Linked DNA regions of Homo sapiens: region 2 is linked to region 1. A link is a contact called in ENCODE Hi-C or POLR2A ChIA-PET data. All regions are on one chromosome and are shown on one strand. The core of a region is the stretch at or near the end of the contact, and the rest is flanking DNA. Distances in the headings are between cores, read along the strand shown. Region 1 overlaps CLMP (CXADR like cell adhesion molecule). Region 2 overlaps CLMP (CXADR like cell adhesion molecule).

The links. Hi-C counts contacts between places; a loop is a spot of excess contacts on that map. ChIA-PET counts read pairs that join two places held with the same protein, here RNA polymerase II (POLR2A). Pooled maps may share reads with other maps.
Region 2: POLR2A ChIA-PET joins it to region 1 with 12 read pairs in A549. The contact joins two enhancer-like sites. A Hi-C loop is called at or near these places in 2 of 168 maps with a recorded cell type or tissue (PC-3 and naive thymus-derived CD4-positive, alpha-beta T cell) and 4 of 50 pooled maps. POLR2A ChIA-PET finds 5 or more read pairs at or near these places in 6 of 52 experiments (A549, CD4-positive, alpha-beta T cell, HCT116 and 3 more).

The regions. Positions count from the first base shown.
Region 1 is chr11:123,085,647-123,090,276 of GRCh38, reverse strand. The region is part of intron 2 of CLMP (CXADR like cell adhesion molecule); the gene reads left to right. Among named protein-coding and RNA genes, the nearest start is that of HSPA8, 26 kb to the right of the region's middle. Within about 2 kb of position 2,421, at least 3 of the 41 ENCODE cell types and tissues checked have a DNase peak (open chromatin) inside an H3K27ac peak, as active enhancers do.
Region 2 is chr11:123,120,542-123,125,171 of GRCh38, reverse strand. The region is part of intron 1 of CLMP (CXADR like cell adhesion molecule); the gene reads left to right. Among named protein-coding and RNA genes, the nearest start is that of HSPA8, 61 kb to the right of the region's middle. Within about 2 kb of position 2,636, at least 14 of the 41 ENCODE cell types and tissues checked have a DNase peak (open chromatin) inside an H3K27ac peak, as active enhancers do.

The DNA of each region.
Region 1 (4,630 bases), core at 1,172-3,671:
GATGGGGGTTTCGCAATGTTGGCCAGGCTGGTCTCAATCTCCTGACCTCGTGATCCACCCACCTTGGCCTCCCAAAGTGCTGAGATTAGAGGTGTAAGCCACCATGCCCAGCCTAGCGTTTTTTCAAAATCTGTATCACAACCAGTTAGTGGATCCTAAATGATAAGAAATTTTTTTTTTTTTCTTTGAGACAGAGTTTCACTCTTGTTGCCCAGGCTGGAGTGCAATGGCGTGATCTTGGATCACTGCAACCTCCGCCTCCCAGGTTCTCCTGCCTAAGCCTCCCGAGTAGCTGGGATTACAGGCATGCACCACCACGCCCAGCTAATTTTGTATTTTCAATAAAGATGGGTTTCTCCATGTTGGTCAAGCTGGTCTCGAACTCCCGACCTCGGGTGATCTGCCCGCCTTGGTCTCCCAAAATGCTGAGATTACAGGTGTGAGCCACCGCGCCCAGCCTTGTTTTGTTTCTTTTTCTTTTTCTTTTTTTTTTTTTTTTTGAGATGGAGACTCGCTCTGTCGCCCAGGCTGGAGTGCAGTGGTGCGATCTTGGCTCACTGCAAGCTCCGCCTCCTGGGTTCATGCCATTCTCCTGCCTCAGCCTCCCGAGTAGCTGGAACTACGGGCGCCCGCCACCACACCCAGCTAATATTTTGGCTAATTTTTTGTATTTTTAGTAGAGACGGGGTTTCACCGTGTTAGCCAGGATGGTCTTGATCTCCTGACCTTGTGATCCGCCCGCCTCGGCCTCCCAAAGTGCTGGGATTACAGGCATGAGCCACTGCACCTGGTCATTTTGTTTTCTTTTAACATAGACTAGACAATATCAGAGCATACTGCACATATACTCATGAAACTTATGTTTCAGTATATATGTGTATGCTGTGTCATGAAGAAAAATGTGTTTCTTTTTTTTTTGACTGAAGTGCAGTGGCATGATCTCGGCTCACTGCAAACTTCGTCTCCTGGGCTCAAGCAATTCTCCTGCCTCAGCCACCTGAGTAGCTGGGACTACAGGCATGCGCCACCATGCCCGGCTAATTTTTGTAATTTTAGTAGAGATGGGGTTTCACCACGTTGGCCAAGCTCGTCTGGAACTCCTGGCTTCAAGTGATCTGCCTGCCTTGGCCTCCCAAAGTGCTGGGATTACAGGCATGAGCCCCGGGCGAGAAAAATGTATTTCTTAATGTGAGTCTGTTGAAAACAGTTTGAAAGTGCTTGCTGTACTGTTCTAGCGTCCAAAGCAGCCTGACTCTACTTTGGACCACAGCTACTAAGATTCTTCAAATTCAAATATATATTTCAAGACGAAGGCATCTCTGGATGCTAACCCAAATACTAAAATAAACAAGCAGCTGGGCGCCATGGCTCACGCCTGGAATCCCAGCACTTTGGGAAGCTAAGGCGGGTGGATCACCTGAGGTCAGGAGTTCGAGACCAGCCTGACCAACATGGTAAAACCCCGTCTCTACTAAAAATACAAAATTAGCTGGTGTGGTGGTGAATGCCTGTAATCCCGGCTACTTGAGAGGCTGAGACAGGAGAATCGCTTGAACCCAGGAGGCGGAGGTTGCAATGAGTGGAGATTACGCCACTGCACTCCAGCCTGGGCAACAAGAGTGAAACTCCATCTCAAAAATAAATAAATAAAATAAACAAGAAAGAAATTCCAAAGCTCTCAGGCCAAAAAGGTCACCCACCTGTCAAAGCCCACAAAACCCCAAAGTTCCTAAAAATTACCCAGTGCTTCACTGTCTTGTAGGTTTTGCCTCTCTTCATTCTCCTAGAAAGTACAAACTGACTTCATTGTAGGTGATTATGCATCTGGGGGAAATATGGACAAATCAGAAAGAAAGAGAAACATTAACAGAGCACCTAGTAAGTGTTCCAAGCTTACCTGCCTTATCTCCAGGTGTAAGGCCCCCTTACTTTCAGTCTTTGAATGGAGACAAACTCTACAGCTTCCAGTTTTTTCCTGTTGTGAACGCATTTCCTTCTTTTCCAACTATCCCAGCAATTTTGCATTACTAAGTCAGCTCTATCACCTGCCAAGAAACCTACCCTTCCAGCTGGGCATGGTGGCTCACACCTGTAATCCCAGCACTTTGGGAGGCCGAGGCGGGCAGATCACCTGAAGTCAGGAGTTCGAGACCAGCCTGACCAACGTGGAGAAACCCCATCTCTTCTAAAAATACAAAATTAGCTGGGCCTGGTGGCACATGCCTGTAATCCCAGCTACTCAGGAGGCTGAGGCAGGAGAATCACTTGAACCCGGGAGGCGGAGGTTGTGGTGAGCCAAGATCATGCCATTGCACCCCAGCCTGGGCAAAAAGAGTGAAACTCCGTCTCAAAGAAAAAAAAAAAAGAAACAAAACGAAACCTACCCTACAGAGTACAACAGGATGTGGGGCCAACAACACCCTACAAACATTTTTCTGTTTTGTTTTGTCTTGTTTTGAGGCAGAGTCTCACTCTGTCCCTAGGCTGGAGTGCAGTGGCATGATCTTGGCTCACTGGAACCTCTGCCTCCTGGGTTCCAGCGATTCTTCTGCCTCAGCCTCTTTAGTAGCTGGGACTACAGGCATATGCCACCACACCCAGCTAATTTTTGTATTTTTAGTAGAGACAGGGTTTCACCATATTGGCCAGGATGGTCTCGATCTCTTGACCTCGTGATCCACCCGCCTCGGCATCCCAAAGTACTGGGATTACAGGCATGAGCCACTGCACCGAGCCGCAAATATTTATTTATTTCATTTTATTTTTTTGAGACAGAATCTTGTTATGTTGCCCAGGCTGGAGTGCAGTGGCATAATCTCCACTCACTGCAATCTCTGCCTCCCAGGTTCAAGTGATTCTGCTGCCTCAGCCTCCTGAGTAGCTGGGTTTACAGGCGCACACCACCACACCTAGTTTTTTCTTTCTTTCTTTTTTTTTTTGAGACGGAGTTTCGCTCTTGTTGCTCAGACTGCAGTGCAATGCCGTGATCTTGGCTCATTGCAACCTCCGCCTCCCGGGTTCAAGCAATTCTCCTGCCTCAGCCTCCCGAGTAGCTGGGATTATAGGCATGCGCCATCACGCCCGGCTAATTTTGTATTTTTAGTAGAGACGGGGTTTCACCATGTTGGTCAGGCTGGTCTTGAACTCCCAACCTCAGGTGATCTGCCCACCTCGGCCTCCCAAAGGACTGGGATTATAGGCGTGAGCCACCACGTCAGGCCACCTGTCTAATTTTTGTATTTTTTAGTAGAGACAGGGTTTCACCATGTTGGCCAGGCTGGTCTCAAACTCCTGACTTCAAGTGATCTGCTTGCCTTGGCGTCCCAAAATGCTGGGATTACAGTTGTGAGCCACCGCACCCAGTTACATTTTTTTCTTTTTTTAAATTTTATTTGTTGAGACAGGGTCTCACTCTGTCACCCAGGCTGGAGTACAGTGGCGCAGTCTTGGCTCACTATAGCCTCAACCTCCTGGGCTCAAGCAAACCACCAGCCTTGGTCTCCCAAAGTGCTTGGATTACAGGCGTGAACCACCACGCATCTGGCCCCCACAAATATTTAGAACAAACAAGTACCACATCCAGGAGAAGGGCTGTGATCCTAGCTCTTCCCCATCTGTGCCTAAAGCAGAGGGCTTTCCCTTGAGTGCTAGGAACCCCATGGAATTATCTGCAAAATAATATGTGAGTTTTTTCTGGGTCAGAGTTCATAGGTTTTATCTGATTGAGAGAACCTTCTCAGGAAAGGCTCTGAAGAGCTGTGGAGCAACACGTGATCAAAGGCAGGGTTGAGGGCTTGAGTGAAACAATTTGGAACAGCTGCAGCTGAAATGTGCCTGGGAGATGCCCATATGCTTGCATGCCTTTTTTAGTGCCCTTCTGTGTAGCTGGAATGCTCCCTCCAGGCCTTTTCTCCTTGCCTCTCAAAGCCTAGCTCAAATGCCACCAACTTGTCTGGGACACTCTCCTTGATACTATTTCAAATAAATCATTTCTTTTTCTCTGTTTAATAGTCTTTCCTTGTTAATCTCACTTGATTATAAATCACTTGAACCAAAGAAGAGATTTGCCAGGCGCAGTGGCTCACACCTGTAATCCCAGCACTTTGGGAAGCCGAGGAGGGTGGATCACCTGAGGTCAGGACTTTGAGACCAGCCTGGCCAGAATGGTGAAACCCCATCTCTACTAAAATAAAAAATTAGGGCCAGGCGCAGTGGCTCACACCTGTAATCCCAGCACTTTGGGAGGCTGAGGCAGGCAGATCATCTGAGGTCAGGAGTTCAAGACCAGCCTGGCCAACATGGAGAAACCCCAGCTCTACTAAAAATACAAAAATGAGCGAGTCATGGTGGCATGCATCTGTAATCCCAGCTACTCAGGAGACTGAGGCAGAAGAATTGCTTGAACCCAGGAGACAGAGGTTGCAGTGAGCCAGGATCGCACCATTGTACTCCAGACCGGGCGACAAGAGTGAGACTCTATCTCAAAAAAAAAACAAAAAAAAAAAAACATAAAAAATTAGTTCGGCTTAGTGAAATAGGGCAAAGGAAGCAATCAGATATGCATTTATCTCATGTGTGCAGAGGGGTAACTGTGAGTTCTGTCTGTCCTTTGTCCACAAGCAGTCACCTT
Region 2 (4,630 bases), core at 1,387-3,886, 35 kb before region 1:
AATCTCAGCACTGTAGGAGGCCGAGGCAGGCGGATTGCCTGAGCTCAGGAGTTCAAGACCCATCTAGGCAACATGGTGAAACCCTGTCTCTGCTAAAAATACAGAAAATTAGCTAGGCATGGTAGTGCACACCTATTGTCCCAGCTACTCAGGAGGCTAAGGTGGGAGGATCACTTGAGCTTAGGAGGCAAATGTTGCAGTGAACCGGGATCTCACCACTGCACTCCAGCCTGGGTGACAGAGCCAGACCCTGTCTCAAAAAAGAAATGCATTTAAATTTTGTATTCCACTCCATATGTATATATTTAAATACAGGGCAGTGTTTTCAATTACTTATTTAGTAAACTGACACTCCAAGAAAATATTGATTACATAATTATTTTAGAATGCTATATGTTTCTGTCTCACTGCCCAAGACCCTCAGGGATATGTACGCATTTCTGAGAAGGACAAAATAAGGAGAATATCCGTTTTGTTCACTGCTGTATGCCCAGCGCTGCAGATGGTGACTGACATATAGCAAGTGTTCAATAAGTATTTATTAAATGAATGAACGACATTAAATGACTGGTTATTCTAAAAAGTGATGTAAGCAGATGGTTGTTAGATTATTGCAGAGGCAAAATCCAGAGAAGTAGGATTTGGCCCTTCTAGTCTCTGCTGCCAGATAGTCCTGCATGCTGAATGAAATACATCCAACTACCTAATGATTTCAATTCACTCACCTGTGACACCACAGCCCACCAAAAATCTTGGATATTTAAGAGGGGTTTTGTGGGGTAGGGGTGAAATAGATCTCTGCTTGCCTCTGGATTAATCTCAAAGATTAGCAAACCAATCAACTGGGAAAACCGTAAGCTGTGCGTGGTAGTTCATGCCTGTAATCCCAACACTTTGGGAGGCCAAAGCAAGAGGATCACTTGAGGCCAGGAGTTCGAGACCAGCCTAGGGAACATAGCAAGACCCCCATCTCTACAAAAAAAGAAAGAAAAAGAAAATTATAGATAAAAGCGGACACTTGTTGTTAAACTAAAAATAACAACCAAAAAAATATAACAGGGCTGTTCTCTGTAGGCCAATTCCAATAATATTTACCTAGAAGTTTCCTTCTCCTAACTCTCCCATCAAATGAATCGCTCTCTCCTCACTGCTCCTTTTCTCTTTCCCTTGCAGTCTAACCCTGAGTAATGAGTTCATTCCCACCCAATCATCCAGAGCTCGTTCCTGCCTTTCTCCTTTGCATTTTCCCTCCATTTGTCTCTCATGTCTCATTTCCTGCACTGATTTTCATCATTTATGGGTCGCCATCTCCTCTGAGCTGCCACAGCATTAGAGGTAGTGTCAATTTTGTGCTGTCTTAAAGTATTTGCTAATTTTTTCACATGCCTTACAACTACACTGGATGCTACATGAGGACAGGAGTCAGGAATTGTGTATGGATTGTGTCTATTCTCACATTTTCCACAAAATCCCTGTACAATGCTGTACATAATACATGGTCTCATTGCGGGTTCCCTGATTGACACAGGAACTAATGGTGAAGGAAATCTGCCTGTGTGTACGCCGCACTTCCTCATGGGACTCGCCACCAATTTCTCATGTACAAAAACCTTGGCCAGGCACAGTGGGATTACCCCTGTAATCCCAGCACTTTGGGAGGCTGAGGTGGGCAGATCACTTGAGGCCAGCAGTTCAAGACCAGCCTAGCCAACATGGTGAAGCACTGTCTCTACAAAAATTCAAAAATTAGCCAGTGTGGTGGCACATGCCTGTAATCCCAGCTACTTGGGAGGCTGATCCACGAGAATGGCTTGAACCCGGGAGGTGGAGGCTGCAGTGAGCCAAGATCACACCACTGCACTCCAACCTGAGTGACAGAGCAAGACTCTGTCTTAAAAAAAAAAAAAAAAAAGGAAAGAAAGAAAGAAAGAAAAGAAAAAAATCTTCAGATCTCTGCTAGAATTCTGCAGAGTTCACGTGCCTGGAAGGGTCACAGCTGGGCAATATGATACGCCCAGAAAAGCTGATTCCTGGACTAGAAACCAGAGTGGCTTAGTGGCTTTTAAAGACCACAGAGAAAGCGAAAGATTTAAACAAATATTTTTCCTAAGAAGGCCTCGGTGTCTGGTAGGGTTTCCAAGCTGCAAACACAGCAAAAGGGATGAGGGTGCAAGAACGAGTTATTTTGAGCAGAGCAGGCCTTCGTTTCTATTGGACATGAAGGCTTCATCCTGAGCATTTGTGTACTTCTTTAATTTGTTCCGAAAGCCTTGATTCATTTCCCTTAGTCTGAACCAAAATAGCTTAAATACAACATGCCTGGTGAGTAGAAAGAAAGGAAGAAGGAAAGGAGGGAAGACAGGGAGGAAGAGAGGGGGAAAGTAAGAAAAACACAAGACATGAAAACAAAATCCCACACACGTTTTCTCTTTGGGTTTCATAGGTCAAAATTAGCAAAATGAGTGGCAATTTCCTCATTCCTGATGAAACTTGCTTTCACGTTTCTCTGCTACCTTTTTCCCAGATAAGGTTCTCGGGATAAGAGAGAGCCTATTGGGAAATAAAAGCTTTTTCTCCTTTTCTATCATGCTGAGCAGAGGGTGTCGCAACAGAAAAGCTTTCCAGTAGGAGTGTGGCCACCGTGTATCCCACATGAGCTTCCTGAGTACACGGACAAGCTGTTCTGTTTCCCGGAGGACTGTCCTATCTGTCCCAGGGTTAGAGAGCCAATATCACAGTCAGTATCGCAGTCGACAGACACAACCCTGCCAATGATGACTGTCTGTTGAACAGGGGAAGTGGGAGGATAAAAAGCCACAGATCTAATTAAATATTTTGTTGCTTTCAAAAATGGAGCAGAGTACCTGGCACAGTGGCTCACGCCTGTAATCCCAGTACTAGGAAAGCTTGAGAGGGTCTCTTGAACCCAAGAGTTCAAGACCAGCCTGGGCAACATAGCAAGACCCTATCTCTAAAAAAATTAAAAAATAAAAACGGAGCAGAGAAAATGTCTATAGTCTAGAAGACAGTACCTGCCCCCTAAATCACTTACGGATATTTTAGGTAATGTGGTAGATTGAACACATGTATTTTTCTCTGTTTCCTCCCCAAAACCCACTAAAATGAAAGTAAAGGGCCAGACACAGTGGTTCCCAATCCCAGCACTTTGGGAGGCCGTAGGCAGGCGGATTGCTTGAGTCCAGGAGTTCAAGACTAGCCTGGCAACATGGCAAAACCCCATCTCTACAAAAAATACAAAAATTAGCCGGACGCAAGGGCACGTGCCTGTAGTCAGTACCAGCTACTCAGGTGGCTGAAAATGGGGAAGGAAATAAAGGTGAAAGAGAAATGTCAACAAATGTTTGGCTGATGAAAGCAGGTGGAAGAGAGGTAACTGACTTACCAAAACACAGTGGCTGAAACCCCAGTGGTTATAAGCCAGTTTATTAAAAGGCTCAAGGACTGGAATCTGTATAGGTATACTCCTGACCCACTAAACCCACCCAGCTCAGAGAACATTGGCAGCCATTACCCACCTCCCACTGACAGATATGTGATTTTAAAATTTTTCTCTGGCCAGGTGAGGTGGCTCACACCTGTAATCCCAGCACTTTGGGAGGCCAAGGCAGGCAGATCACTTGAGGCCAGGAATTCCAGACCAGCCTGGCCAACATGGTGAAACCCCGTCTCTACTAAAAATACAAAAATTAGATGGGCCTGGTGGCACATGCCTGTAGTCCCAGATACTCAGGAGGCTGAGGCAGGAGAATTGCTTGAACCTGGGAGGTGGAGATTGCAGTGACCCGAGATTGTGCCACTGCACTCTAGCCTGGACGACAGAACGAGACACCATCTCAAAAACAAAACAAAACAAAACAAAACAAAAACAAGAATTTTTCTCTGGAGTAATTCAACAGCTTCAGAAAAAAGGCCTACAGACACTGACGTTGGGAATCCCACAATCAAACAGCCTACAAAGAAGCCCACTGTACAAGTCCTGCTCATTCTCAGCATATCCAAACAGCTTTTTTTTTTTTTTTTTTTTGAGACGGAGTCTCGCTCTGTCGCCCAGGCTGGAGTGCAGTGGCGGGATCTTGGCTCACTGCAAGCTTCACCTCCAGATTCATGTCATTCTCCTGCCTCAGCCTCCCAAGTAGCTGGGACTACAGGCTCCTGCCACACCATGCCCAGCTAATTTTTTGTAGTTTTAGTAGAGAGGGGGTTTCACCATGTTACCAAGGATGGTCTCGATCTCCTGACCTCGTGATCCTCCCACCTCGGCCTCCCAAAGTGCTGGGATTACAAGCGTGAGCCACCGCGCCCGGCCCCAAACAGCTTTTTAGTATCTCTGAATATAACATGAGACGTTTGAGAAAAGTAAGAGAAAAGCGAATAGAAACAAAGACTATGCAAGGAACCCTGTGATTAATATCCTGAGAGACATAATGGAAGACACTGTATCCATCAAACAAGAATAGGATAATAATAACAACAATAATAGCAAAATTTATTGAACATTTACTATGTTTCAGACATGTATTAAAACTAACTCGATTCTCATAACATGCTTTAATAATCATCATTTAATCATCAAATAATTGAATACAATTATTTCCTCCATTTTATAGAC